Regions from separate parts of the Homo sapiens genome. Here all the other regions are linked to region 1. A link is a loop called in an ENCODE intact Hi-C map of the cell type or tissue named here. Cell type or tissue: OCI-LY7. All regions are shown on one strand. Links, peaks and the distances in the headings refer to the core of each region. The heading gives the core; the rest is flanking DNA.

Region 1 (10,043 bases), core at 1,178-9,177:
GCCAAAGCGTACAGGGGCAGCTTCCTTGAGCGGTGGCTCTCCAACCTTCGCGGCCCTACAGCCTCAAGCTTACACGCACCCTACTGACTATAGGGTCTCCACAAGCCCGGAGGGCTGGCCCTGCAACGGCAGAGCTGCTGGGTGGAGCTAGTTTCGCTGCCAAAGGCTCCAACTGTCTCCGACCTCTCCTTCCCAACCAGGAGACTTCGGAGAAAGCGCGTCTCTTTATTAAAAGCAGTTTTTCTTTAAATCCCTTTAAGGCCCCTTATTTCTTCTCATTCACACTTCCCTGGGGCCTAACAGAGTAGAAGGGAAACTGTTGGGCAGAAACAGAAAAGTACTCGGGTCCACTCCTCACTCGCGAAGTCCCTATCTATCTCTGTGGGTCCCGGAGGCACAGGGCTGCAAGGGCGCCCGCTAGAGCTGCTCCACGGCTTACCGGATTGCATGCGGAGAAGAAACGGGCCCGGGTTTCAACAGAGGCCCCGTGCTCCGTGAATTTCTAACTCGAACCAGCCGCTGGGATAAATCCGAGAAACGTTGTTTATTGTGCTATTATTAACTTTCCCTTCTCCCCACGCCCCTAGAGGAAATAAAATTCATTCCTGAATATTGGGCCAGGAAAACGTTTCTCTGAAAGGAACCACAACTGCAGGGGACCACCCGGCTGCAGCTCCCAGCTCCCGGCCCTTCGCCCTAGGCTGCCCACTCGCTCCGGCTCCCGACCTCCCCGCTGCCGAAGCAACTGGGTCAGCCTTTCAGACTTAAAACGAAGTCGTTTATTTCATTTTTGCTTTCACATTATGTTCCGATACAATCAAAACTCCTGGACGAACCTCTTGAATAAAGTCCTGTGAATGAGCGGAATCATAGGTCCTGGGCGCCCGAGTATGCGGCGGGTGGACTCCGGATTCAGAGGCGGTGTATAAAACATACGCTGCTTCGGGAACTGCGAGGGGGACGCGGTGGGAGACATCCGGGGACAGAAGGCCTGAGGAGTCTGCCGCTCCAGGCAGGGTCGTTTGGGTCCTCAAACTGGGACTATTCCTGATGCATTTGGAATGCAAAGAAAAAAATCAAACTTCGCTCCTGGGCCGGCGGCCGCGCCTGGCCTAGCAAGATTTCGGCCACATTTCTTACGTTTCCGCCAAAGCTGTGAACACAGGCGAATGCAGTGCTGGTCCCCGGCCTGGCGCAGGAAGGAGCGCAAGGCCGGCTTTGCAAGGAAGCCCTCGCGCCCAGGCCTTTCTATGGTTGCGTTCCCCCAAGTCTCCTGCCTTTCGGAACCTCGCCCTTTGGCACCCCAGACCCCCAACCTCGCAGCTGGGGAAGATGCGGATTTTAGAAAGCTGTTTCAGAAAAATAAAAGTCCCACTTCGACTTTATTAGATTAAAGCAAAATTAAACCTTGACTATTCACACGTATGTTACAGAGGAAGAGGAGGCGTCCGGAAGAAGCTCCTTGGCGTTTCGTGGAGTCACAGAGCACGACGGCATTGACAAGCATCAGAACATCAAGCAGCCTTAGATTTCACGATCACTCCGAATAGAACATAGAAATACGGAAACACAGCCAGTTTCCACTGGGAAGAGTTCTTCGTATACAAATGATATATATTTATATTTTTTAAACCAGTCACCACTAAGGTGAGTCCTTTCTCTGCTAACAAGCAGCCGAGGATACTAAGTATCTTCAGCTAATTAATTTGAGCAGTGTTTTAAGAAGAGCAACACTTGCCAAATTAAAACTACCTTCCCCATCCAAAACAAAACAACAACAACAACAAAACTTTACCCCTTTCCAAACTGAAAAAAAAAAGGTTGGGGGTGTGTAATATATCAGATTTCAGTAGGCAGAAGGATTCAGAGGGGGCTAGGGAGAAAGATTTCAGATTATGTAGTGAAATACAAAGTTTCTTTAAATAAATTGCAGGGAACATGAAGTTGGGGGATAAGAAACAATGACAAGGCAGTCTCTTTCTTGATTACTGCAACTGGAATGGGGGAGGCGAGTTTATTTTTGGAAATGGGAGTGCGCAGAGCTAAGCGAAATTTATTTCTCCTAATAAGGAAATGGACAAAGTTGTCCCACAGCTGGCGCGCACCTTTTTACCCAGATACAGTTAGAGAACATGTAGGAAGTTTCAAGTCGTGCTGCTTTCTCGCCCTCTTAATTTCAGCCTCTTTCTCACTCCCCTTCCTGCCTTCGCCCTCTCCCTGCCTCCCTTCCGGCTACGAGCCAGTCAGAGAGGAAACACCAGGAATCCGGAGAAGGTCGAGTACTTCCAGCCCCCCATCAAGTTTCCCCGCTCCAGCTTGAGGTATGCTCGGTCGCCTTTCTCCATTTGGATTAGGACTCCGTTGCTGGCGGCCTCCCGGGTCACGTCCTGGTCACCAGCGAAGGCTGAAATCACCGGCCACCCGTTTAGCATGAGGCTCACCTGAGAAAGAGAAAGGCCCGCTTCAGAGGCGCAACCTAGGCAGGCACCGAAGCCGCGGTGGAGCGAACCTCCTCCTTGCTTGGCTAACAGCCTGTAAGGCCTGGAAGCACGGAGAGGTGGGGGGTGGGGGGGGCGAATGGAGGAAAAGGGGCTTTGCAGCTTACTGCTGAGGCTCCAGTGGGGCGAAAGACCACACATCTGGGTGACAGGAAGGGCCTGTCCCCAAAACGGGAGTTGCTCTTATTCCAGTTTCTCAAATGAGCGCGCCAAGCGAATCTCGACTGTGCTCTGTGATCCAATTTAATAAACCCATGAGGTGGCTCTAGCGCCCTGAGACCTTTGACCTCTCTCCCGTTTCCCCTCAGCCTCAAAAAACAAACAACAAACAAAAAAAACCCAGCAACTCAGGCTCCTTCTGGCGCTACCGGAAAAACAAAAACGAACAAACAAAAAGCCCCTGATCCCTCCTGGACCCAGCTGCCAGGACACAGTGGAGAAGCCACTGTGATTTGTGATTAGAAGTCTCGCACCGAGCGGCACAATGTATTTCCTCCCCAAACCACGGGCTCAATTCCCTCCCCCATCCAGCCGCGCCCGCCACCGCCTGGTTTTGCCCCTGTGGTGGCACCGTCAGCCAAGGGCCTCGCGCCCTCTCCCCAGCTGTGCGTCCCACCTCTCTCGGCGCCCAAGGGAAACCTGGACATCTTTGGGGACCCGGAGAGCCGGCGAGTGATTGCTGGGACACGGCTGGAGCCGGGAGAGAGTAGCACTACGCCCCCTCCCTCCCTCCTCTCTCTACCCCTCACCCTCCGGGGCTAAATGCTGCTAGCTCAAAAACCCACAGTCCGCACGGGGTGGGGATTGGGGACAAGTGGGAGAAAACGGGGGCCCCGTCCGTGGTGCTGAAGACAAGCACGCAAGCCGCATCGCAGGCTTCTGAGCCGGGGCAAGGGGTAGGGTGTACTGTCGCGGTGCTTCCTGGGGAGTCCGGGAAGGCTTCCCAAGCGGCAGCTGTCTGGGGCGCTAACAACAGCCGTTACAAGGAAGTCCCTGAAATCCAGGGAACCCTTCGGAGAGGCCCGGAAGGCAGAAGCAGAAAATTCTGTCTCTCGGGGGATGGGGCTGGATCCCAAGAGCCAGAGACAGGGAAAGCAGAGGACAGTTGAAGCCACAGAACTGAGAGGCCCCGCTATCTGTCCCTCCAAGCAGCCCGAAGTACATGCAGCCGCCACTTCTGCCTACCACCTCCGGACAGCCCGAGCACCCCTGAGGCCAGTAACCCCCCTACGGGGCCAGGGCCCGGCACGAGGCGTCGGCTGACCTGTATGGTTTGTCTGTTGTAGACTTTTACCACGTGGAAGTTAAAACTGTAGATCCCTTTGCGCGGGGCGATGAAAGTGCTGCGTTCTGAATCAAAGTTGTTCCCAATGTTCACTAGTACCTATAACGAGACGGGAACGAAGGGGAGTGGGCAGGAATCGGTCCCGGACTGTCGTCCCCGCGCCTCCGCAGAGCCCTTGGAGAGGACCGGGCATCGGTCTTCCATCCATCCCTCCTTCACCAGCCCAATCTGCACGCCGCGGGAGGAAGGAACACTCACCTGGTCGAAGTAGATGATCATGGTGCGATTACTCATCTCGGACGGCTCGTGGTTGGTGCTCCTGATGGCAGAGAAAGCCACCTTGGCGCTGCCAGAGCGCACAGAGATGCCCAGGGCAGTGCCCGTGGGGTCGGACGTGGGGTTGGAGTCGCACACCACCAGGCACTTGCCCTCCAGCACGATGGGCTCCGTCTCATTCTGCCCGCGGGCCGGGCCCGCCAGCCACGCAGCCCCCAGCAGCAGCAGCTCCAGGACGCCCAGCATCGCGCCGCCGGCGCCCACCCCGCCCCCCACCCCCAGGGCTGCTCGCGCCAGCCGCCCCCCCCGTCCCAGTCCCGCTCCGAAGCCCCCTCCTCAGCTCCGTGCGCAGCTCCGCCGCCGCCGCTCTGGACACTACACCTCTTCCTCGCACTCCGGGACTAGCGTCCCCTCCGCGACTAGCGTCCCCTCCGCGCTGTGTTCCCGGAGCCCCTCCCGGGCCTCAGGGGTGCCGCGGCTGCCCAGCCGCACTTGGATGCATAGCCGCTGCTGCTCGGTCCCGCTGCTGCCGCCGCCTCCTGCCCGCACCCGCCGCTGCCGCCGCCGCCGCCGCTCTGAATTATTGATGCAGCCGGCGCTGCAGCCGGAGCGGGCGGAGAGCGCGCGCCGGGCACAAAGGCGCGGACCTCGGCCTGGCCCCGCCCCCGCCGCCTCCCGGCCCGCCTCCCTCCGAGGCCCTGCCCCCGCCCCGGCCGAGGCCACGCCCCCCAGCCAATCCTGACGCGCCGCGCTCCCCACCGAGCCAATGGCGGCGCTGTCCGCGCTCGGCCACCTGACCCCGGGCGCCGTTGTTATTAGGCGCGGCGAGGCGGGTGGCGCGCGGCAGCAGGGTTGGGCTCTCGCCGTGAGTCGACGAAGGGAGCGCGGGCGCGCGCCCGCGTCCGCGCACTGAGAGTCGCCTCGGCCGCTCGCTTTCTCGACTCCCGCCTCGCGCCTCGATCCTGTTCCGCCTCCCTCGGCCCTCCTGCCCGCCCCCACTCGTCGGCCCTCAGGTAGGAGGCGGCGCGCCCCGGGGTCGGGAGTGGAATCGCTGGAGGCTGCGAGTCGCCTGCCCGCCTGTGGGCGCGCCCGTTGGGAGGGGAGCGCCCCCCAGCGGGCGCGGGCGCGAGGGCAGCCGGCGCGCTGGGCGAGCCTGGCTCAGGGTCCCGGCGGCCGGGGTGCAGGGCGCGTGCGCGCGCGGCGGGGCGGGGCCTGCGCGGCTCTGGCGGGCGCACGTGGTGCCCGGGAGCTGCTGGGCGGGCACTCACCGCGGGGACTCGGTGCGGAGCCGGGGCGCCGAGTGTCTCCGTGTCCCTCTGCCCCAGCCGGCGGCCGCGATGGTGGAGCTTGGCCTCTCGCTCTCTCCCGCCTCTCCAGCGACTGCTCTGCCGGCCGCGGAGGTCGGATCGAGCGGTCATTCATTCATTTGTTAATTCGTTCACTTATTCAGGGGAGATCATTGAACCCCTACGGAGTACCGGGTACTGGGCCGGGCGCTGAGGACGCGGGGCTGAGCAAAAGCAGCCGAGGCCCACCTTCGTGCCCCTTAAAACCCAGCGTGCGGGGCGGCAACGAGTACTGCTTTTCTGTTTTGCACTTAAAATTTACATTTTGCATCCGTACTTTTTATTTACTGTGCACCCTTACGGCATGCTTTACGCACCCGTACCTGCACCTCCTAGCCTTGAGTGTAGACACCAGATCCTGAGATGGGCGATTTTTCGAGAATAATTTTTACCCTAAGTGGATTTTCGTGCCACGCATGGACTTGGAACTACACACACGTAGTCCAAAACGTGAAAGTCAAAATGCAGCTTTGCCAAGTGGCAGGGAGAAAGGAGAGCTGAGAAGATGAGGAGAGGAAGGGCGCGCTCCAGGCTTTCCAGCCCGGGTGCGGTAGACGTAGCCCTGAAGGATGAACCCAGGCTGGTAGTAGGGCGGCGGGAGGGCGGGGGGACCTGTCAGTCAAGTCCAAAGCAGAAACGCGGCGCCGGATCCCAGTCAGAGGCCGGCTGGAACGCTTCCCACAGGCTCCTGGCGCTCCGGTCCCCACCAGGCGACCTTGATCCTGGCGTGCTCAGCGGAGCCAGCGCAGCGTCGGGAGCTGGAGAGACGCGGGGCGCCGGCTGAGCGCTCCTGCCCTCTGCCTCTGGGCTAGCCTCTGGCCCGGCCTCCCGGCCTCCCCCAGGGTACGCTCTCCCCCAAGAGCGAACACCAGCTTTGGGATCGCCAGCAGCCACGTCTCTGCTTCTAGATCTCTTTTTTTTTTCTTTGAGACTTAGTTGATAGCTGTTTAAGGAATTATGTGGAGGAAATCTCACCTCCGACCCCCGCCCCCGTTGAGCACGGCCGGCCAGGGTCGCTGGGTGGGCCAGGAGGAAAGAAAGGGGCGGGGAAGAAGCAGCAATTTTACTTTAAATTAAAATGACACAAAAATATTTTTTCAACTCAGATCTTTCTGAGACATCCCCAGAAAGCGTTGCAAGCTGTGATTACACCTAATGTGAGAGCATGAACTAATTTAAGAGGTGAGAGCTGCATAATGAGGCTGCCTCCCGTGTAGCAGCCAAGACTGGCAGCTCTGGCGGCGCGCTGGAGGGGACCGGGAGGGGCACCCTTGTAGAACCAGTCCCTGGCGCCCTGGGATCTTCTCAGTGCCCTGGCGCTGTGTTGTCGGTCACTCCACAGATATTACAGGGTGCCTCCTGAATGCCGGGTTGCAATCAAGAGCAAGAGATGGGGCGAGTGAAAGAGCCTGTTTTCAGGAGCTCAGCATCAGGATGACGATTACCTAGAGGGAGGTGGTGGCCAGCCTCCCCCTCTTCTCTTCATGCTGAGGCTCTGGTGGGCAGTGCCCAAGCCTGAACTGCCATCTGTATGCCAGTGGTTACCCAACTTGTATTTTCAGTCTTAGCCTCTCTCTGGTCCAGACTTGTCATTCTAAGGGCCCTTTTTCACTGACTCACATTGTCTCCTCCCTCCCTGCCTTCCAAACTCAGCCTTTTCCTTTTTCCCTTTCCCACTGACAACAGCTGCACGACCCCCCCGCCCCCCCACGAGGTGAAAATTCCCAAGAACCCCATGTCTAACCTAACTCCCTCTCTATGTCCTGTTGCTTGAGCCATTCTCATTAGGCTGCCTGTTCGGAGTTCATTATCTCCTAATTTTTCATCCAGGAATTGATGAAGAATCACCTACTGCCTCTCCCACACACTGTTTATTCTTTCATTTGATGATATCTGTTAAGTGCCCTGAGATATGTAACCTCCACTTCCCTCCCATATAAGTGAGATTTCACGTTGATTACTTCCTTGGCTTTCCTCATCCCTTATCCACATAGCATGTGTTCAAAATAATGAATATTAATTTAATGTTAATAGATATGTGCTTTCCTGAATTGTGAGGATTAAATGAAATCATGTATATAGGGAGGAAAATCCATTAGAAACCTCAAAAGCAGTTATGTTTATTTTTGCTATTGTCACATTGTTAGAGTCAGAATTCTTTTAGCTGCAAGTGACAAAACCAACTCAAACTGGCTTAAGGACTTTATTGGTTGATGCAAAAAGCCTCGGGTTAGGTCTTGCCATTTAAGGTAGGGCTGGATCCATCAATCCGGGTTACCAGGATCTGTTTTCTAGTTGTGGCTTCATTTTCAGACAAGTTGTTTCCATATGATAGCCTCATAGAAGGTACTACCAGCTTAGTCCTAGCAAGAAAAAAGAGTACTTACTCTTCAATATTTGCAGCAGAAGTCCCAGGTCTGTTCTTATGAGGGCAGTTTGAGTCACTTGCTCTTCTCTGAACGTGGAGAAGGCACTGTTTAGATGATGGAGGTTGGATTCAGGTGCATCCCCTGGAATGGGGTTTGGCATTAGCTTCACGTGGTCTAGAATAAAGGGGTTCTCCAAAGGAAAATTAGGGTAGGAATGCTGAGTAAGCAGAACAAACAGATGTCTACTTTAGTCCTTCCCAAAGGGTGAGCTGCAATACATTGCAGACTATCAGAATGGTGATGAACACGGATGCAGTAGCCAAGAAAATAGATGTGTGTTTGTCGTGGTCTTTTTCAGTCTTCAAGATCTCAGTTAAACATGAAGTCAACCACTCACTATGATGTTATTTGAGGTTTAGCTTTGAAGTGGAAATGTACCACAAATAGTAGAGCCAGATAAATACAAATAAATAATTTTAACAGTCCATTCTAAAAGATTTCTTTGGTAATATTCTGTTGGAATTGATTTCTATCTTTTCATTTGTTAGGTTCCTGGAAAGTGAAAATTTCATTTCTTTGTGGACAGGTACCTAAAATGTCTCATTATTCATCAATTAATGAAAAACAAATGAAAATTTGAGAGAGATATTCTGAAGAATAAAAGGATCAAGTTGGGTCATTTCTAAAATGTAAGATTATAAGGTTTAACTTGCTAAGACTTTTGAGGGGTTGAATTATTGGTAAATTATTATAGAACCACTTATCTGAGGCTTTTAAAAGTGATGTGTTACAGAGATTTAGGGAACTGCAAGATTGCAGATAAAGAATTTATACTGTCAACTGTTCTATACTTTACCTTCTGCTTTAAATGCGGCCTTATATTTTGAAGTCAAACATTTATTTTCTCTCACTGCGTTCTGAATTTCCTACCACAGTGCATTTTGAGAAATGAATATAACAGCAGTCTTCATAGATGCCATATTCATGGCAACTCTGTCCCCCGCCAACACCACACCCTGGAAAAAAACCAACTTTCTATTGTTGGAATGAGGTAACATTTTCAGGAAAAGGGAACCATTTTCTCACAGGATATAGAACAAATTCAACCTTTTATTAAATCAAAATGGATTCTCTAATGTTTATACATATCATATAGGATTTCATCTCTTTCAATCTTGGTTCAAAGGCCCAGACAGTACCATTCCCTAGTATTTAGTCCATTTGCTCATAAAGCAGAAGAGAAAAGCTACTTTGTTCCGAAGGGTGTTAGATTTAGGATTCCAAGGTTATTTCAAATTAATGCCTGGAACTAGACTATAAAATGCAGGAAAGATTCTAAGTTGTTCAAAGATGAAATATCTTAACTTTCACCAAAAACTCTGTCTTCTGGGTATTTTTTGTTTTTCTGCCTTTCCAGATTTATTTTAAATACAACATTTTTGCTGTTTACATTTTTAAAAGTTACATTTCAAAATTGTTCATAATTGGACACTTTCATAAAATGTAGGCAAATGCAGTTTTACTTTTTAATGAAGGACAAGTCTGTTGATAACATTTTGATTCTTAAAATTTTTTTTATCTTATAAAAATGAAACAATGCATTTAAAGTGTCTTCAGCTCTTATGTTAATACCAAATTATACATTTTCTTAGCCCATGTTCAGGAGAGACAATATATCTTCCAAATTAAGAGAAGCTGGCACCATTTTTAAAACAAGGCCTTGAATCTGCTGTGGTATGTGCTGGTAGGAATTTTGTATGAAGCTGTTATTGAAGTAGATGACATTAAGGTCAAAGGAAAAAAAAAACAGAAAATAATGTAATCCTACAGAGCTGCTCTTAAGATCTTGAGAGAAAAACCACGTAGGTAACATCAAACACTAGTTGGAATCTTTCCAAGAAGTAATTATCTGTGTGCTGTTTGTGGTGGTTGATTATGGGAACAAACCAAGGTTTAGCCAATTCAGCAAACATTTATGGAGTGCCTGCAATGTGCATGTCACTGTTTTAAGGCCTGTGCCTACTGTAAAGGTGACCCACACATGATGCCTGCCTTGCAGGACTTGGAGTTCAGCGATAATAAGAGATGCATACCTGAAAAGCCTATTTAAGACTCTTCCGGTTCTACAAAGAAGGCTTCTTGAAAGTGGTAGCTTTGATTACTCTTTGGATTTATTTACATTTATCCTATAATCAGAAGGTATACAAAACAGACTCACACATATATAAAATTAATAGATTAGATAGCATTTAAACAAATATTTCAGGTA
Region 2 (10,043 bases), core at 764-8,763, 68 kb after region 1:
TAGAAAGACCACCCAAGGGAACACATATTTAGACGGAAAGCCCAGTTCTGTCTAGTGTTTAAGTCCTGGCCCATTCAGCTACTCTGCTCTGTAACTATCACCCATTTCAGCACCGCGGACAGAGGCAGAGCCCTCAGTCTTCCCTGTAGGTGGGATGGAGGCAGAGGGTGGTAAGATGGGTGCTAAGTCCCAGGGAAGATATGTATCCACCAAAGTGCCTGAATGATGAGAGGGAAGTCAGAGCTAAGGAAGGACACATCATGGACATCTCTTTACATGTGTATCAAATTGCGTTCTGTTTAGAACCATTTTCTAGCCTCCCACCAAGGACGTAAACAGGACAAGCACTGTCATCTGTAAAGTGCCACTCCCAGACTGCCACCCAGAGTTCATAAAAGGCTCAGATGAATCAATAGGTGGGAAAGTTATCTGGAATTTATAAAAATTCACTGTTAAGGAGACGACTATCACAGACAAACCCCAAAATCAGCGGTTTAACACAATAGACATTTTTTCTGACTTGTGTAAAGCCCCAGACAGGGATTGCTGCCTGTCAAAAGGCCTGACTGGCACTTGTCTTGAGGCACACTCTGGTGCCCAGGCCCCTTGCTCCTTGTTGCTCTGCCACCTCTGAAGTGGCTTCTAAGGTCACTGTATTTATCTGTGTCAAGACAGAGGAAAAAATCATGAATAAATAAACCCAGGGAGATTTGTATGAGCCAAGCCTGAAATTGGCACACATCACTTTGGCTCATACGTGGAGGACTGGGAGTGCAGAAAGATGAGGAAATGGGTCTTACTGAACACAGAACCACAGAACTCTGTCTCCCTCCTCTCCAAAGCTGAGAAATTGCCACAATCAGAAAGTGTGATTCCCATCTGAGAGTTTAAGAGCAGGAATAGATTAAAGACAAATCATGTAAAATACCTTGACTCCTAGACTTGCCGAAGCATTCAGCCTGAGCCATCTTTACATGTGGATAATCTTGGATTTCCCAACTGGGCTTCTTGCACACTCCATGGTAGAACGTCAGAGGAAATTTTTTTCAAGCAAGAGCTGTTAGATCATGAGATTCCCCAGAAAGATACAGATACAGGTATATGTCATATTACTGGAGATTCTAATTCAGCTACCTTCACAGGCCTGGGAATGTGTTTTTGACACAGGGGCATTAGGATTGTTTCAGCTGCAAGTGACAGAAGTCTAGCTCACACGGTCTTAAGCAAGAAAGGAAATGTATTGATTCCTATAAGTGCACCAGGATCTAGATACACTGTCAGGCACAGCTGGATGCAGACTCCAACAGTCTCATTGGGATACCCACCCTCTCCTCCCATCTCTGACCATCCCAGGTGGCTCCCTTCATGGGTCAAAGTGGCCACCAGAAGCTCCAGATACATCTTTTTATCAACAGCCCCAGGAGAACTTCTCTTTCTCAGTAAAATCCCACAAGGTATTTTTTGGCACTAATTGTCTTGGCTTGGTCCCATTCTTATCCCTGAACCAACCACTGTGACCAAAAACGTGGTATTCTCTGATTATCCAAGCCTGATTCACGAGCCCACCCATGAGTCTGATATGAGGTCCAGTCCATACAATCTACACAAGCTAGGTCTGGGGCATGGTGGTGCCCCAAGGACAGCTGGGGTGCCTTTCCTAGAAGAAAGGGGGCAGGGAATGGGTGCTGGACCAGCATCAGCAGCAGAATTCTTAGGCACTAGACTGTGGGGGGCTCAGAGAGGCATGGGAGCCCTGAGGTCCCCACAAGGTGTGGGATAGTCTTTCAGACCTTCAGGGGGGGTCTCTGCTCACTAACCTGCTCAAAGCACCCTGGCCCACACCGTGGGCAGCTGGAAGGTGCCAGTCCACTGAACATGTGTGATTGGCATGAATCTCCTGCTTTCCTTTGTCAGAAGGCTAGGAGTGGATTTGACCCGTTTACTCAGACCCTCTCAGTGGCCCTGCTCCCACAGGCTCACCCCAGCAGGGCCCAGTGCTTGGCTGCCAATGACGCCAAGGATATTAGCTGACAGTGACTTAAAACAGGGGTTCATGACCTCAGGGTAACCGAGGAACCCCTGAATCTGAATTCATCAGTCTGTGTATATGAATGTGAGTGCCTCTCCTTTCCCCACAGGAAAAAATCTACAACTTTCATCAAATTACTCAGGGAGACTTTATTCTAAAGAGACTGAAAACGACCAACATCAATTTTGACTCCTATGGGCATCTGTAAATAGCTTCAAGGTTTTAAGGTGAAATGTCATGTACCAAAATACACATTCTGGAGAAGCAGGAAGCTACAGACCAACTTGAGATGAAAGTCTCATATCAATGTTTTCCCAAGTGTGCTCCTTGGAATACAGGTTGACATGATATGATGCCCAGCAAGGGAAACAAAACATATTCATGTTCAAATTAGTTGGGGAAATGCTGGACTAAATAAGGTTTGATGGGATTCTTTTTTCTGCAGGACTTCTCAGAAGGGGCTAGAGTAGGCAAAGTTTCCCAGATTTACCTAATAAAAGCATTGTTTCTGTGGGAGTTTCATTTGTTATTACATGTTTCCTGAATGCAGATTCATAGACTATCCTTTGGGGAACCCTCGTCCTCACGGGATGTATGTTCATGGTGGTGTCTTCGAGTTTGTGCCCTTGTGAAGCATTCTGGCAGCAAGCATCTGAACACTTCCAAAAGGGGGCGATATTTAGGAGAAATCGCTCAGCCTGAGTTAGAACAAATGCAGCTGCTGGTGTCTCTTGGTGCCTGGGAGCCCTAGAGTGTCAGAGGGAGGAGCGTGCACACTGGAACCAGCAGCCTGGTGCTGCGTCTCAGCTCTGTCGCTAACTGGCTATGCACCTCTGGGCATGGCACTTAACCCTTCTGAGCCCCAGCCCGCCATCTGTAAAAAGGGCTTGATGTGAGGATTGAATGAGATCATGCAGGGAACACAATGTCTGGCACTTGGAAGCGTCCACCATAAAGAGCCAAGGCAGTAGATGGCCCAGCTGGGTTTGGTCCAGGCAGAGTTTACCCTCTGCCCTGGAGGCTCCAGGAAATGCTGCCACGTGGCTCCTATTGCCTTAACCACATCCGACCTGTTCCTGACAGCTCCCCACATCTCCAGCTCCTTTGCTGGTGCTCCAGGCACCTCCAAACGTGGCGAGCCCCTCTCCCCTGCCCTCTTGTGGCAGCTGACCTGGCAGGAGTGGGACCAAGACATCCAAGGCAGCTCCTTTCCACCTGCATGGGCACTTTCCTCAGGACATCCTTGCCCCTGGCACCACCTTGGGCCAGCAAGCCACATGGAAATGGATGCAGAGGCACCACTGTTTGCTGACAATTATACACTGTCCTTAAGGTCACCCTTGGCGATCTGTCACCAGGAGCAGACAAACCCACACCTCAACCATCCCATCAGAGCTTGTTTCTATCTGCATCTGTCATCGCTGATCGCATTTGAATGGGTTTAGTCTCTATTTTAAATAAAAGATTTATGCCTTAGCTGTCAGAGCCTGCCTTTATTTGAAAATTTAATCTTGTTTCTAGGAGTCTAGATTAACTTATTAGATTTAGGCGTCCCTCGTGGGTCTCTGAGAGAGGAGGAGTAGATTCTCCTCCCTGCATTCGGCCCTGCACACCCGACAGTGAGAGCCAAGAGCTGGATGGGCTTCTCCATCCAGCACGCCCAGGCTGGACAGAGGCCCCCAACTCAGGCAACTTTGTCGGGTAACCGTGTGTCCAGGGAGTGCTTTCTTGCACGCTCCGTCTCCGGGCCAGCTTCCAGGACCTGTGCTCACTGCAAGGGACACCCATCAAGCCGGCCCTTTCTCAGAGGTTTTGGGGAGGCTTCAGGAAGGACCCCCAGTGGGGGCCCAGCTTGTCAACATGGGCTGTGCCAAGGAGTTCTGAGTTTCCTTCAGGTCTGTATTGTATCTTCCACCCCCTCAGAGCTCCCTCCCTACTGCTTAGACCACACGAAGCTGTGGGGCTGTGGGCAGCCAGTTCACTTCCCTGACCTTGTCTGCAGGTGGAGACAGTGGCAGTGCCCCTCCCGGGCTGCTGCGTCACTCAGTGTAAAAGCAGGGAGGCACTGGAGAGCTGCTGTCTGCAAGTTTGTTGCTACTTCAAAAGGTGCAGGTGGGCCCTCACCTCCTTTAGAGGTGAGGATGAGCTACCCAAAGTGAAAAGGAGCTTCTCAGCGTCGCAATGGAGTCACGGCCAGGCTGCCCACACCAGCCGTCCGGACCTGCACCAGTGCCACGGGGTCTGCCCCATCTTCTCTTCCCTCTCCTTCCCCTCTCCCTCTCTCTCCCTGTCTCTTTCTCCTCTCTCCATGCTATTGACTGAATGTTTGAATTCCCTGCAAATGCATTCCTAACCCCCAATGTGACTGTGTTTGGAGACAGGGTCTTTAGGAGGTAACTGAGGTTAAATGAGGTTGTAAAGATGGGGCCCTGAACCGATGGGACTGGGGTCCTTATGAGAAGAGGAAAAGGGGTCCCTCCCCATGGAGGGACGACCACAGCGAGGCAGCAGCCGCCCACACGCCAGAGAAGGGGACTCAGACGGAAGCCTTGCTTCACCGGCACCTTGATCTTGACTCCTAGCCTCCAGAATTGTGATAAATAAATTTCTGTTGCTTAAGCCCCCAAGTCTATGGTATTTTGTCACGGCAGCTCCAACAGATTCAGATGCTCTCCCTCCTCCCTCTCATTCCTTCCCTCCTCCGACTCCCCAGCACCAGAGGTCCCGGACTTTCCCGTTGCAATTCCGCCATCTGCTGGTCGGTCTCAAGATAGCAGGCAAGGTCCGTGCCTCGGAGCCGGTGTCTCCTCTAGGGTAGCCCAAGGCAAGGGTGGCCCTTCCACAGCCAGCACCCCACCCCCCTCCCAACGCACACACTCATACACACAAGCACACATGCAAGAGCACAAATGCGCATACTCATACATGCACACAGGCGCACACACACACACAATGCACACATGCACGTTTACACACACACAGACACACACACGTGCACGCGCACACTCACACTCATACACATGCCCACACACATTTACACTCACACACACATGCACATTCTGGCATATGTGAACACACAATCACACTCGCACACAGACACATGCACATTCTCACACACACATTCACACATGCAAACACACTCATACATGTGCGCACAAACTAATATACATGCATTACACAAACACCTATCACCCACTCCACTCACATATCACACACACACATCCCCAGCCAAGGATGAGCCAAGCTGGCTTCTCACCACCCCCTGGTTTGCCCTCCGTATACATTTCCCCAGACATCTCAATTCCTGACGAATGGGCAAAACTTTTATTGAGCCACGCGCTTCTTAAAGTCAGGACCACGGCCAACTCCTCTCCTTATCAACCCTCATTGCCCGCCCCACTCAGTGCCTGGCACGCAGTAGGAGTGCACCAAGTGTTCAATGACTAAAGGAGGCAGTTCTCTTTGGGGGACTGAATTGGTTTTCAACTCTTTGGGGCTGTGAGCTCAGAAGCAGGCATCTTCCTCCTGGTTGGAGCTCAGGCTCACAGGCAGGTGTCCCCACACTTGAGCCCCTGCACACAGCCCCAGGCCACCTAAGGGGTAACTGACGAGAGCATCATCACCTGTCTCATTAGAATGGCCCCAAACCAATCTCTGCAAACCAACTCTGAGTGGGGACACACATCTCTTGCTTTGTCACTTGGCAAAGCAACTCAAAGGGAAGGAAGACACAGTGGCTGTCTCCACAGTTCAGCTGCCTGGGAGGTGCTGTTATCTGATGGGCTAATGAAGATGGATCTATCCAAGGGGAGAGGGAACCCCAGCTTCACTGTGCAACCTTGAACCTCCTCTGTGGCCCTAGTTTCTAAATCGGCCCAGTGAGGCTGGGGAAGATGAGGCTCCCAGGCCTGGCATACTCAGCGCAGGCTCACTTCAATCTCTGGAGGGAGGGCCAGGCTGAGGGTAAGGAGAAGATGGCCCACCTCAGGCTCAGCCTCAAAAGGGGAGTAATGACAGGATCATGCACAGCAAGCACTGCCCATCTTCCACTGCCTGTGCTCTGATATGGCTCAGTACAGTGACCACGGTTACTGATGTTGTCTTTATTTAAAATTTTGAGGCCAGGCACAGTGGCTTACGTCTGTAATGCCAGCATTTTGCGAGGCTGAGGCCAGCAGATCACTTGAGCCCAGGGGTTCAAGACGACCTTCCTGAGCAACATAATGAAATCACATTTCTACAAAAAAAAAAAAAATACAAAAATTAGCTGGGTGTGGTGGCACACACTTGTAGTCCCAGCTACTTGGGAGGCTGAGGCGGGAGAATCACTTGAACCTGGGAGGTTGAGGCTACAGTGAGCCACATTTGTGCCACTGCACTGTAGCCTGGGTGACAAAGCAATACCCTTTTTTAAAAAAAATGATATTTTATTCATTGTGGATTTTTTGCATAAATTTTGATTTTTTACAAAATATTACATCAATGAAAGTGAGTACTCAAACAGGTACACGTTCACCTATGTTCCTGGCAGTGTTATTCACAATAGCCGAGAGGTGTCAGCAACCTAAGTGCCCATGATCAGATGAAAGGATCAACAAAATGTGGTCTATCCACACAATGGAATAATAAGCAGCTTCAAAAGGAAGGACGTCCTGACTCAGGCTACAACACTGCTGGACAAATCCTGTATGATTCCACTGCTATGAGATACCTAAAGTCGTAAAATTCATAGCAACAGAAAGTAGAATGGTGGTTGCTGGGGAGGAGGGGGAATGCGGAGTTTTTGTTTAATGGGGGAGAGAAAGAGCTGGGAAGATGGGTGGTAGTGATGGCTGCAGAATGGAAATGCACTTACTGCCACTCAGCTGTTCACTTTAAAATGGTTACAATGGCTAATTTTATGTTATGTGTACTTTACCACAATAAAAAATGCTGCATGATTTCTTCATCTTGATTATTTATCTCCATTACTGAGGTTTTTTTTGGTACCCTCTTGAATTTTATGCATGAGTTGGGAGCTTCCTGTCTCGCCCATGTCCGGCCTTGAATTCCCCATATCGTCTTCATTTTACAGAGGATGGGGCTGAGCCTGAGGAATGTGAGAAGTTAAGAGGCCTGCCCAAGGCCATCTGGCAAACCAGAGGTGAACCAGGAATTCAAAAGCCAAGCTCCCAGCTGAGGGCTTAGTCCAGTACAGCTCCCCCTGCTGCCCACCCCCAAGAAGCTTCCAGGGAGCTCTGTCTACACCACCAACCTTTGCTGCTCCTAGAGGGGAGACTGACTCCACAGGATAGGGCCTCACTGGACCCAGAACTCCTAGAGTCCAGCTGCGCCCACCCCTTTAGAAGATAGGCTCCACATCGACCCCACAGAGAAAGTTCTGGGCAGATGTGGGGCTGCTGGGCAAATGGGGAAATCAAACTTGGCCAAGTCCAATTTTTGCATTCTCTGGCTGTGACAATGGCTGCAACTTGTGCCCCTTCATCCTTCTCTTTTCCTCCTTCACTAACAGAATCCACATTTTCTAGCTAGACACAGGCTGCTGGGAACAAAGCCCTCATTTCCTTGCTTCCTTTGCTGGCTGTGGCTGCCTGCGACCTTAGATCTGGCCAAAAACCCAGAGTCAAAGCATCATGTACAGCTTCAGAGAAGTGTCCTTATAAAGAGCAGTGCCCCCTTTCCTCTCCCTCCCTCATTCCTGCTGTCTGGGAAAGCAGGCATGATGGCCAGTGCACATACCGCCACATAGGAAGAAGCCATGAACTGAGGACAGTGGAGCCCAGGATAAAGGGGGCTTGGGCCAGCCCTGGCCCACCGATCTGCTCTCTTCTGTTTGAGTCTTGGGTCTCAGCAGGACACAAGGCCATATGCCCCGTAACAGCAGCCACCGTGGCTTCCGTTTCCACAGAGCAAGGCCTGTCTCTCACGTAGATAATTCTCTAGTCCCTGCTGGTCTTTCCTGGAACACTTCCCAGTGAATCACTTTCACACAAGTCCTCCCTGGGTGGATTTCTGGAAGCCCAACATAAAGACTTCCCTCCCCTTCCCAGCTGGTCTTTCATAGGCCACATAGTGTCCAGTATAGCTGAGGGCCAGCTCTGGATCACCTCACCCTTAAGTGAAGACAGAAACTTTTACCAAGAGTAAGTCACTGCCATGTGCACTTGGGCAAGCCTCCTGGCCTTGGTGGCTTTAAGTTTCTCACCTGTGAAATGCAGATAAAGCCAAATAAGAAAGCAGGCATGAACACGTTATGTAAAGTGTAGAGTCATGTCACAGACTGAATGTTTGTCCTCCCAAAAATCCATGTTGAAATCCTAACCCCATAATGCGATTAGGAAGTGGGGCCTGTGGGAGGGGATGAGGTCATGAGTGTGGAGCCCTTGTGAGTGGGATTAGTGTCCTTATAAAAAGAGACAAAGAGGCTGGGCGCGGTGGCTCATACTTGTAATCCTAGCACTTTGGGAGGCTAAGGCAGGTGGATCACAAAGTCAGGAGATCGAGACCATCCTTGCCAACATGGTGAAACCCTGTCTCTACTAAAAATACAAAAATTAACTGGTCGTGGTCACGTGCACCTGTAGTGCCACTACTCAGGAGGCTGAGGCAGGAGAATCACTTGAACCCAGGAGGAAAAGGTTGCAGTGAGCCGAGATCACGCCACTGCATTCCAGCCTGGGCGACAGAGCAAGACTTCATCTCAAAAAAAAAAAAACAGACCCAGAGAGCATTCATCCTCTCTCTGCCAGGTGAGGACACAGGGAGAAGATGGCCGTCTGCACCCCAGGAAGACAGCCCTTACCAGAACCGACCACACTGGAACACTGATCTCAGACTTCCAGCCTTCAGAGCTGTGAGAAATATGTTGTGTAAGCCACCTTGCCTGTGGCATTTTTGTTGCAGCAGCCCAAAGTGATTAAGACGAGGTACTTATTTGTATGATCCGGTGAGTGACCAATCTTTAAAACCAACAGCTCTCCACCAAATCAGTGATGGTCTCTGAGCCCAGGATGTGTATTTATTTCCAGCAATTCTGGCTGAGAGATCCATCCCTCAGACTCTTCTATAGGGAACGTGCCCTGAATGTCCTCTGTGCAGCACCAAGACTGTGGGGACCAGCTTGTCCAAGGTGCCGAGGACCTGCCTGCCCTCCACAGCCGTCATCACATTAGCCATTCCCCAGATGACCCCACACCCTCACCCATGGCCACCTGGCCTCTGCCTGCAGGCACCCTGCATGCCGCCAGTTCTGCTGCCTTCTCAGCCAGGTCTCCTCGCTGGGCGAGGAAGTGACAAGGTGCTGGGGCAGCTCCCAGAGCAGCCTCCTCAGCAGGAATGCAGGGAGAGGGTCCTGCCCCCAGGGTGAAGGGCTGGGAAGGAAGGAGAGGGAGGACACTGTGGGGAGTGGGGCTGACATGAGCAACTCCCTGCTAAGGTGTCCCCAAACCCACACACTTCACACTTTTCAAAGCACTCCCTGTCTACACAGTCTCCTTATCCCCAGTGAGGAGACAAGAGTTCAGAGACTTCAGAGGGCGTGCCAAGGTCACACAGCAGTGAGAGCGGTGGTGTCCCTCCTCGTCTTCTGATTGCAGGATACTGTGTCCGCCCACCTTCAACATTCCTCAGAATGTGGAAAATGGCCCAGATACTCAGGCCCTTGGTGGTAGATGTAGGAAGGACAAGAAAGGACACGTACCTGCTGACCATTGCCCTGCTGTGACCCAGCCCCTTAAAGAAGGGCCTGGACAGATGTAAAGGCAGAGGGAGGGCATCTTCCTGGGGCTCCGGGCCCCACAATGTGCCCCTCCCAGAAACCTGGACCTAGCTTAGTTGAGGGGATGCCTCAGTATCGACTTTCCTCTTCTGATGCTAGCACCCCAATCCTGATTTGGGGAACCATCCCTCCTCATGGGATACATTCTGAGTCCCTTGTCAAGGGTCCTGCCCTCCCCTGACAGAGGATTGTCCTGTGACCAGCAACCAAGCTGGTCAGCTATGTCCCCACCAAAAT
Region 3 (10,043 bases), core at 1,164-9,163, 56 kb after region 1:
TCTGCTGTCAGCTTCCTGGCTATTTCTGCCCTGCCTGAGCCTGAGGATTTAGACATCACTTTCACGTAAATGCCATAAATGCCAGCTTCCAGGTCTCTCCACACATTAATGACATTGTGGTGAGAAAAGCCACTTGCAAATGAAGTAAATCCTTGAAAGAGTCAGACAATAGTGGGCTTTGTAAGCTCTGCCTTACAGGAGAGCCTGCAGGGGGATTTTCGGTGATCTATGCAGGGATCAAGCTGCCATGGCCAAGGCTCTCAGGACAAAGGCCTCATGGAGTCTTTTGTTTGCCACCGCATGTGACTTTACTCCTGCATCTCCTGCAGAGCTCTCCCAGGACAGTTGAGTAAGAGTGGAGAAGCAATTGGGGTGAACCCCAAGACTCAGCCTGATCCGTTGAGGGGCTTTGCAGCATAAATTACACCTCAGAGCCTGGGGCAAAGGAGCTGTGAGGCATTTTTCTCTACATGGGTTAGTCATTGGCTACCTGGGCTCTCGGTAAGAGTGATGTGGCTCCAGAGCCCAAGAAAAGCGGCCCCTGCGGTCCTGGGGTGGGGAGCTCTTAGCAGCACAGCACTCAGAAGCTGCGAGATGGGTGCGCAGAGCTGTGCTAGGGATCCTGGAGTCTGGGCAAACAGCACTGCATGTGCTCCACAGGTGAAGCCTTGCCTCCTCCATCCGTCAGCTCAGCACCCTGTATGGAAATGCAAACTGTGACGTGTGCTTCTGCGTTTCCCACCTCTGATATGATAGATGGCACCGCAATGCTTTTCTCTTCCTCAGGGCCCATTTCCAGGCTGGACTGCAGTGGTGTGATCTCCCCTCACTGCAGCCTCCACCTAAAGTAATCCTCCCAGGCTAAAGCGATCCTCCCACTTCCCACCTCAGCCTCCCAAGTAGCTAGGACTACAGGTGCATGCCACCACACTGGCTAATTTTTATATTTTTTGTAGACAGTTTTGACATGTTGCGCAGGCTGGTCTTGAACTCCTGGACTCAAGCGATCCGATCTGCCCGCCTTGGCCTCCCAAAGTGCTGGTATTACAGGCATGTGCCACCATGTCTGGCTCCCATTTCCTTGTCTTCATTGTTGTTGGTTTTTTTCTTGTTACTATCACAGTAGAAAATCTAGCATGTTGGGGAAAGGGTGTGACTAAGGGAAAAGAGACCGGGAGGTCACTTCGACTATGACCTGTGCATCAGTTAAGATGTTAGTGGCAGCAAGAGACAAGATGCCCAACCACAAGGGAACCCCAACACTGGAGACTTTTTCTCATGTGTTGGGAAGTCTGGCAGCAGGTGGTCCAGACTGTGTTGCTCAACAATGTCAGGGCTCTTGGTGGCTGCTCTGCCATCCTCTTGGTGGCAGGGTGGCTGCCGCAGCTCCTGGCATCATATCCTCACACAATAATATCCAAAATCAGGGAAGGAGGGACAGCTTCTTGTCACTCATTGTTCTCTAGTTAGAAAGGAAAAGACTTCCCAGCTCCAGCCACAGACTTTACTTTGCAGGAGAAAGTTCGGCCAGGTTTGCATCTGGAGGCTGGGAAAATGATTATCTGGCATTTGAGCTTCTGTCTGCCATGCCCTGCAAAAGAAGAGGTGCTGGTTTTTCTCCAGTCATCCCTTTGGGTCCATTCTCTGTCCCACTCTATCCTCTTCCTGGCTCCGTGCCCTTGGAGGCCAATCCTGGATTTCATCACTAGGCTCTGCCCTTGGACTTATCATTTACTTCAGCCTAAGGAAGGCACCAGGAGGAGATAGGAAAGCCAGGGAGAGAGGCTGGGTGTTTCCTCCCTACCAAATGCCACCTTTACCCAAGGCCATGAAGATACTGCCCTTTGTCACCTTCTGAGGCATTGTTTTCCCTCCCTATTTACACCTGCTGTCCACCTGGAAATGATTTCCCCTCTGATTTTTATTATGAAAGTTTTCAAGTCTACCGAAACATTAAAAATAGCTTAATGAACACTAATATCCTTCCACTAAATTCACCAATAGTTAATGTTTTGCCACATTTTTTCAAAATATAGATGTAAATAGGTAGACAGATCGTACATTGAGCTGTACAATTTTGTTTTATTCCGAACCATGTGAATGTTTTAAACATTTTGACATTTCCCTCCTAAATATTTCAGTGTGCTTCTCCTAAGGATAAAGACATTATCCTAACAATGCAAAATAACATCAATTCAATAATATCACCCAATTACACTTTTTTGCTTAAAATATACTTTCTTAATAATCTCCAATATTTGATATTTCTTTGCAGCTGACAAAGCACTTTCTCTATCATTATTTCCTTTTATTTCCACAGTAGCCTCTGAAGCAACTGTGATCAGCTCCCTTTTCTAGATGAGGAAAAGAATCAGAGAGGCTAAGTGACCAGCCAAGGTCACACAGCTAATGTATAGCAGTCTGGGATTCAAAGGCAGGCCTTCCAAATCCAAATGCCACACACTTTCTGTGGCATTATAGCCCCTTCTCACAAGTGTGTTAGTTTTCCTAGAACTTAGACCCCTAAGCAATTCTTATATTTGCTCCCCACCAACCTTCCCATCCACCAAAATTGAGGATCCCCTTTCCAGCTTCAAATAACAATACTCTAGTGATGCTGGTGATTCACCTGGGCCTCTGTTTGATGTGGGAAAATGCTAGGCAATGCGTTTGGACATTGCATTTTATTTAAGCTAGTGTGATTGATTACATAGTATTTCTTAACTGCATTATGCCTGATTCTCCTCTCATTCTCTGGGCTCAGAGTGAAAGAAAGCGTCCCTCTGCAAACCCTTGGGTTTATCCTCCTTGATGGGGAGGACCTGGTTTATACTTTTCAGTAAGCAGGTGAGAACGAGTGTCCTTGAAGCCAACAAGGGCAGGATCTCTGACTCTCCTTCGCTTACCAGATCTGCCTCCCAGCATCTCTCGAATCAGCCCATGCCTCTCCTTCACCGTTGCCGCTGCACCAGTTCAAGCCACCTTGACTCTTGCTGGGAAAACACAGCAGCCCCTCACCTGGTCCCACGTGGCTGAGCATCTCCTCCAATTGACAGCTGAATCTCATCAGGCTGCCATTCCACCCAGATCCCTTCTGTGGGGCCCACTACATGTAGTAAATTACAGTGCCAGGTGTGATGTGTGCACCTGTGTAGTCCCAGCACCTCGGGAGGCAGAGGTGAGAGGATCACTGGAACCCAGGAGTTCAAGGCTGCAGTGAGCTAGGATCGTGCCACTGCACTTCAGCCTGCGTAACAGAGCAAGACCTTATCTAAAACATAAAATAAAATAATAAAATAAATTAAATTAAATATAAGAAAATAAAACACACAGTAGAAGGTGTGCTGTGGCCTCCGCAGCCTCCTTGGTCTGGCCTCAGCTGGCCTCACTGCCTCCTCTCATACCATGCCCCCCTCCTTACCCCAAGCTTAGGCCTCATTTTCCTCAAAGAAGCCTGGGTCCTGTCTCAGAGCCTCGGGGCATGCTTTCTTCCCTGCCCCTCGTTTCCACCCCAGTCACCTCCTGATCCCTGTGCATCCTTCAGATCTCAGCTTGAGCACCAACCCTGAAGCCTGCAGCTGGATCCCATAAGTATTTCCACAACACCCTGTACTTTTCCTACATGCACCCCAGCATCTTCATACAATAGGTGCTTAATAAATTGTCCAATGACTGAATCCTCACAATATCTCTAGAGAAGATGGCAAGATGCAGAGAGGAGGAGTCACGCCTGAAGCCACACAGCTGACATCAGAGCCAAAGCATGAGCCTCAGTCTCTCTGACCCAGAGCTACCACCCTTGCTGCCTTGGGAAGAAGGAAGCCCCCTCCTATTCTATCCTTGAGCTGCCTTGGCAAGGAGGGGCCCCTTGCTGCCGCCATCCTCACAGGACACCATCCACATGAGGGGATGGTGAGCTCCACTTCCACCTTTTCTACATGTCTGCTCTTTAAACTGCACACGTTGATTCATTCATTCATTCATTCATTCATTCCCTTGATATTACCATTCATTTATTCATCAAGTATTTATTGAGCATATTTATCTGCATGGCATTGTGCTAATCGTAATCATCATATTCACCACTGCTGAGCAGAACAGTCAGGGTGCTGCCCTCAGGGAGTTACCATGTAGTAAAGGAGACAGATGGAATCACACAGAGGAATGCACGTCTGATTGTAGCCTGACTGGAGTGCCATGAAGGAGACCAAGAGGGCAGGGTGATGGAGAAAGCACAGGATGAAGTTCTCGTCTTCCTTCCAACAGAATCTCAGTTGCACTCAGTTGTTGCCCCCCTCGAACCTCCCTTGAGCCTCAGGAGAAACCACCCTGATTCAGAGGTCCAGAGAAGACCTGACTAGCCCAAGGTAATTCCGTCCCCTTGCCAGAGTGGCTTGGGCAGGGACACGGGACCTATTTCAATGAGGCCAATGAGACAAAGGTATTTCTGCTGGGGAGGCAGGGGCTTCAAGCAAAGGGTCTTGCTTGAAAGAGCCACCGGAAGAGGGCTCTCTCCTTCCTTAGGGTGTCACCGTGTCTGGATGCGATGCCTGGAAGTGCTACAGCCACTCGCGCCCAGCCTGAAGATGAAACCAACCCCAAACACAGCCAAGCAGAGAGATGGAAAGAACTAGGACCCTAATTACACCACTGAGCAGCTATAGCAACCAGTTCCAGAGCCCTCTGACTTCCCGCCAAAGTGAGATGATAAGATACTGTTTAATTTCTCTCTTTTATAGCCAAACACACCAAAATTGACACAGAGATGTGAGCCATACCTACTACTGTTACTGCTCCATCCCTAGCTCCAACCACAGTGCATGGTACATGGTAGAGAGCCAACAAACACTTGAAGAATGAATGGTGCATATTGAGTGGGATTTTCCAGAGGCAGACCTGGAGACAAGGCTTCAAGTGCGTGTGTTGTATTAAGGAAATGCTCCCAGGGGACAATAGCAGAGTGGCAGAAATGGGACAAGGGGGCCAGGGAGCCAAGAACAGAGAATCAATCGTCTAAACAGAGCCCCCTGTTTTTTGTTTCACCTGGGAGTAGCTTCTACCTGATCCCCAGGGGAACTCTGGGATGTCAGTGACGGCTCAGCATTGCCCCTGAGGCAAGGGAGCTGGGCTTTCCTAATCCCCCACTCCTCAGTCTCTGGCTAAGCGCTGTCCCCAGGGGACTTAATCACCCAAACACTTCCCCAAGAGTGGCATCTGCTGACCACTGGAGGCACTGGTACAGTGAAGCGACAGAAGGGATCAGAGAGGGTCCAGGTGGAGCACAGCAATGTGGCTGAATAATAACTATATTAATTCATATAGTTAATTCTCAAGCAATGGCAAAGTGTAGGCAGCTTCTTGTCTGCAAACGTTTCCATGATATCTCTCCTGCAGCCAGACGGGTCTTTTCCTGCCGCCTACACAGAATGGCCATGGAGCATCCCCAACTCTTATTAAAATGGAAAAAAAAAAAGCCTTTGCATTTCAATCTATTATTGCACTTTATGACTCATCTTCAGGTTCTCTCTGCAAAACATTGAAAGCCAGATCATAATTTGATGATGAAATATTGATTATGCATTTGTATGCAGAGGTCTATACTATATAGATAGAATTCCCACCCTGTAGTATCTTCTATTTTAAGTCAGTATGAAGATGGATGTTCCCCCCAGGCAAATTTTGATAAGATACTTGTGTCAATACAAAAAGAGATTAATGCCAATGTGAATCAATACCCGCTTATTGGTTTGGGTTGCTTCTTCTCCACGCAGCAGCTGGCACCAAGAGGGGTTTCCAAACACCAGCGGCTCCCAGCCAATCTGCATATTTCTTTATTTAAATCATGAGAGTGGGAAGTGGCAAGGGAATGGTGGGTTGGCAGGGGGCTGCCCACGCCCACTCCCAAATTGAGAAGGGAATGAAAATAAAACAAACGCAACTTGTCAACAAATCTGGGAGAAGCTTTATTACCATCATTAGCAGTGTGCTTGTCCTCTGCTGCTTCCAAAAAGAATAAACTTCAAATGACAGAAGAAGAGCGGTCTCCATCCTTGCTGGGTTCTCAGCGTACAGCAGGGACTGGGCTTATCTTGACTGTGCATCTGCTGTGTTTCCTGCCCAGCCCCCACTGCCACCTGCAATGCCCTATATTTAGTGCTTCTTTAAAATCTCATTTATCATCTCCCATCCCCACCAAAAAGTAAGGTCCAAAACCACGGAGGATTTTTTTTTTTTGCGGGGGCGGGGGTGGTATTTTTTGTTCACTGCTGAATTTCCAATGTCTGGATGTTGAATTAATTTCTTTCTGCTTCATTCATTCATCTAACAAATTGAGCGACTACTATGTGACAGGGCCCTCCAGGTTCTTGGGATATATCAGTGAACACAACAGACATTCTAGTGGGTGATAGGGCAATAGAGATAATTAATAAGTGCCGTATGGAAAACATTAGAAGGCAATAATTGCGGCTGGGTGCGGTGGCTCATGCCTGTAATCCCAGCACTTTGGGAGGCTGAGGTGGCCGGATCACCTGAGGTTAGGAGTTCGAGACCAGCCTGACAACACGGTGAAACACCGTCTCTACTAAAAATACAAAAAATTAGCCAGGCGTAGCCCAGCTACTCGGGAGGCTGAAGCAGGAGAATCACTCGCACCATTGCACTCCAACTTGGGCAATAAGAGCGAGACTCCGTCTCAAAGAAAAAAATGCCAGTAATTGCTATGAGGGAGTGGAAAGCGATCATGGTAAGAAGGATTGGGTGGGCTGAGGAGAGGAGTTCTAATTTTAAATAGGGGGGTCAGGATCAGCCTCACTGAGAAGGTAAGTGTGAGCAAAGCTGTGCAGGAGGTCAGGGAATGAGGTATGTAGCTATGCAGGGGTGGGCGCTAGGAATTTCCAGACACATAGACTGGCTAGTGCAAACATCCTAAGGTAGGAGTGTGCCTGCTTTATTTGAGGACCAGAAATAAAAGGAATGGCTGGAGGCCGGGTGCGGCGGCTCACGCCTGTAACCCCAGCCCTTTGGGAGGTCGAGGTGGACAGATCATCTGAGGTCAGGAGTTCAAGACCAACCTGGCCAACATGGCAAAACCCCGTATCTACCAAAAATACAAAAATTAGCTGGGCGTGCTGGTACATGCCTGTAGTCCCAGCTACTTGGGAGGCTGAGGCAGGAGAATCGCTTGAACCCAGGAGGTGGAGGTCGCAGTGAGCCAAGATCACACCACTGCACTCCAGCCTGGGTGACAGAGTGAGACTCCATCTCGGGGGAAAAAAAAAAAAAAAAGGAATGACTGGAATGGAATGAGTGGATGATGATTGGACAATTAAATTAAACAAGTGAGTCTGAGGCTTCCAGGGGCCATCTTGCCCCCCAACCTGCCTCTCCCCATAAGAAGAATAAACTAAGTACAGACAGATCCAGTCTCTTGCTCTGATCCAGCTATGCCTCAAGCAACTTCTACCCAACATTTTTTCAGTGCTTAAGGTAATATAATCCCTTTTTAAAACCACTTGTAACTGAAATAATCCTGATAAAACACTGAGACTCGAGTGCCTAGGACACCTGAGCTTCTGTGCCCACTGTGGGATCTTAACAATGTCTGCTGGCTGGTCCTGGGCAGCGGGACGCTCAGCCTCGGAGGGTGAGGCCTGGAATCCATCTGTTCGGGGAGGCCTGGACAGCTGACAAGTGAGAAGGAACCTTTCAAATTTGCAATTTTCAAGTGTCAGAAGGATATTATGCCGCTCCTCTGACACCTGGCATCTTAGGCAGATGTGCCCCGTTTTCTATCAACACGTCTGCTGTGTAAGGTGTGGCCTTTGCACTCACAGGATCCGGAACCCACACCTGAGAATGAGAACTCCAGGTGTTAGCTTCTCCAACAAGTCACATTGGAAGGACCAGGCAGACCCCTTTCCTTCAATTACCAAAGTTGGTGACACAACAGTTTCAAAGGATTCTATTCAATTCAACAAGCGCTTTAAGCAGTGGCTCAAGATGCTAGAGGGTTGGAGAAACACATGATTTGGTCTGTCCCCTTAAAAAGAAGATAAGCCAGTGGGCAAGTGACTTAATTCATTTCATTCACTATGTGTTCCATGCTAGAGGCAAGATACTAGGGGCTAGGATGGAGACTCCCCAAACAGGCGAAAGAGATTTGCATGTGAGTACTTTGTGTGTGACCACTTGTTATTCATTGAGCAAACATGAAGAACTTCCTAAATGCCCTGCACTCTTTGAGACTCTAAGGACACAGCAGCCAGCAAGATGGGCAAGATCCCAGTCCATGTAGAGCTTATGTCCTGCTGGAGGATAAAGGTAATAGGCCAGGTAAGGTGGCTCACGCCTATAATCCTAGCACTTTGGGAGGCCAAGGCAGGAGGATCTCTTGAGCTCAGAAGTTCGAGGCGAGCCTGGGCCTCCTGAGCCCAGGAGTTCGAGGCCAGCCTGGGCAACATAGCAAGACCTGTCTCTACACACACATACAAAAAAATTAGAAATAAATTAGCCAGGCGTGGTGATGTGCACCTATAGTCCCAGCTATTCTGGAGGCTGAGGTGGGAGGACAACTTGAACCCAGAAACTGGAGGATGCAGTGAGCTATGATCATGCCACTGCACTTAGCCTGGGAGAAAGAATGAGACCCTATCTCTAAAGGAAAAAAAAAGATAATAAAGTGAAACTCATTTTTGAAGGAGTGATTTCTGAAATTGTTTAGTGCAGTGAGGAAAAGACAGTGGGATATTACAATGGAGAGACGCTGGGCATTGTGCAGCAAGACGGAGAAGTCAGGGAGGGCTGAGCTGGATGGAAGTGGTGGGAAGGAGCCAGCCTGCAGAGAAGCAGAGCGTGTGCTCTGGCAGAGGGAGTGGCAGGGCAAAGGCCCTGGGCAGGAGCAGGGTCAGGGTCACAGCTGTGTGGCTGGAGTTCAGTGGGCCAGGGGGAGAGTGATGGAAGGCAAGGTCAAGGTGGGCTGGGGCCAAACCCTGCAGTGCTTTGTCAGCCATGGCAAGGATTTGGGGTTTTATTCTAAGTGCATCTCAGAGTGCCGGCATCTTTATCTTGGGGTGATGTTGGCATATTCCCACCAGGATAAATTAACATTCTCACCTTAACAGATCATTGGGTAGAGACTAGAAATGTACCGAGCAGTGCGCAAAGAAGATGAGGAGGGTTCTACAGTTTCTCCAGATACATACCATGACAATTTGTTTTTTTAAAAAAGAAGAAAGCCTGCAGGTAAGTACAGCCGAAAGTAAAGAGGGCCACAGTAGAGGAGGGAACAATGCCACACAACATGAACAGCAAGGAGGGAGCATTCCATTCTGAGCAGAGGGACGCGAGGAGGTGGGGCCTGAAAGGACACAGGAGGCACTGACCCCCCGAGGCAAGGGAGATGTGCCTTCTCTGGGAGACAGCGGCTTGGGATGGTGGTGGGGCAGGTTCCCCGGGGAAGACCTGGACCAGGGGCTGGGGGTGGGAGTTGGAGAGGAGAGTGCAGTCTTGGGAGCAGATTTAAAGTTAAGTGGCCTCCATGGACCCCACATGGCCCAGTCAGTTTGGACCCTCCTGGGAGATCCTGAGTTCTGAGCCTAGGCGGTCTTGTCCTGCCTCTGCTGAGCACCCGGGCCATGGCAGCCATCAGGATGCAGGAAGGTGGGGTCCCCTCCCAGCAGCTGGGAAAGCATGAAGGAAGTTCATTTCTCTGCAGCAGCTATAGTGATCGTGAGGAGAAGTAACTGAAAAGGTCAGACACACACTTCACTTACACAGCTCATAAGTCAGTAAAGAAGCAAAGCCTGAGACTTCCTCAGGAGGTGAGTAAATCCTCTGCCTTGCCAAGGCCTGCAAAGCTAGGCTTGGGGCCGGCCAGCCTAGGGGAGTGGCTTCTCCTGCTCTAGCTCCCAGTGCCCTCTGGCTTGGCTTTCTGAAGAGAGGGCTAGAGGAGCTGTGCCTCTAGAGTTCAAAAGAAAAGTACCTTAGGGAGGGAGTATAGGGTTGCAGTCAAAAGAATGGGCTCTGGACTCATAAAAACATCA

The links. A loop is a pair of places that touch in the nucleus more often than their neighbours do. Peaks named below come from ENCODE experiments on the same cell type or tissue, not always from the same donor. Only the 100,000 strongest peaks of a DNase experiment are listed, where the experiment ranks them.
Region 2: a loop joins it to region 1, with 5 times the contacts of the local background. A loop is called at or near these places in 2 of 110 quality-filtered maps.
Region 3: a loop joins it to region 1, with 2.5 times the contacts of the local background. A loop is called at or near these places in 3 of 110 quality-filtered maps.

Annotation. Positions count from the first base shown.
Region 1 is chr16:49,277,161-49,287,203 of GRCh38, forward strand. CBLN1 (cerebellin 1 precursor) reads right to left here and starts at 4,678. Exons shown (of 3, transcript NM_004352.4): 1 at 4,042-4,678; 2 at 3,763-3,882; 3 at 757-2,441. The coding sequence starts at 4,305. The coding sequence ends at 2,244. It overlaps SYNAGE (synapse stability regulating cerebellar lncRNA), which reads left to right and starts at 4,902. Exons shown (of 4, transcript XR_933530.4): 1 at 4,902-5,072. RefSeq lists enhancers at 653-1,179, 1,180-1,704, 3,782-4,399 and silencers at 4,752-4,861, 5,232-5,331. In OCI-LY7, for the core only: a CTCF peak has its summit at 5,120; a DNase peak (open chromatin) is centred at 4,891; H3K4me3 peaks cover 1,527 bases; H3K27ac peaks cover 354 bases.
Region 2 is chr16:49,345,902-49,355,944 of GRCh38, forward strand. LOC124903689 (a long non-coding RNA gene) reads left to right here. Exons shown (of 2, transcript XR_007065068.1): 2 at 1-4,656. Among named protein-coding and RNA genes, the nearest start is that of C16orf78, 23 kb to the right of the region's middle. RefSeq lists silencers at 1-231, 4-204 and enhancers at 8,764-9,282, 9,283-9,800. In OCI-LY7, for the core only: CTCF peaks have their summits at 2,699 (motif pointing right), 4,792 (motif pointing left), 4,999, 7,229 (motif pointing left) and 2 weaker places; DNase peaks (open chromatin) are centred at 4,790 and 7,220.
Region 3 is chr16:49,332,966-49,343,008 of GRCh38, forward strand. LOC124903689 (a long non-coding RNA gene) reads left to right here. Exons shown (of 2, transcript XR_007065068.1): 2 at 3,696-10,043. Among named protein-coding and RNA genes, the nearest start is that of C16orf78, 36 kb to the right of the region's middle. In OCI-LY7, for the core only: no CTCF peak of the experiment used is centred there; DNase peaks (open chromatin) are centred at 6,116 and 7,766; H3K4me3 peaks cover 895 bases; H3K27ac peaks cover 1,305 bases.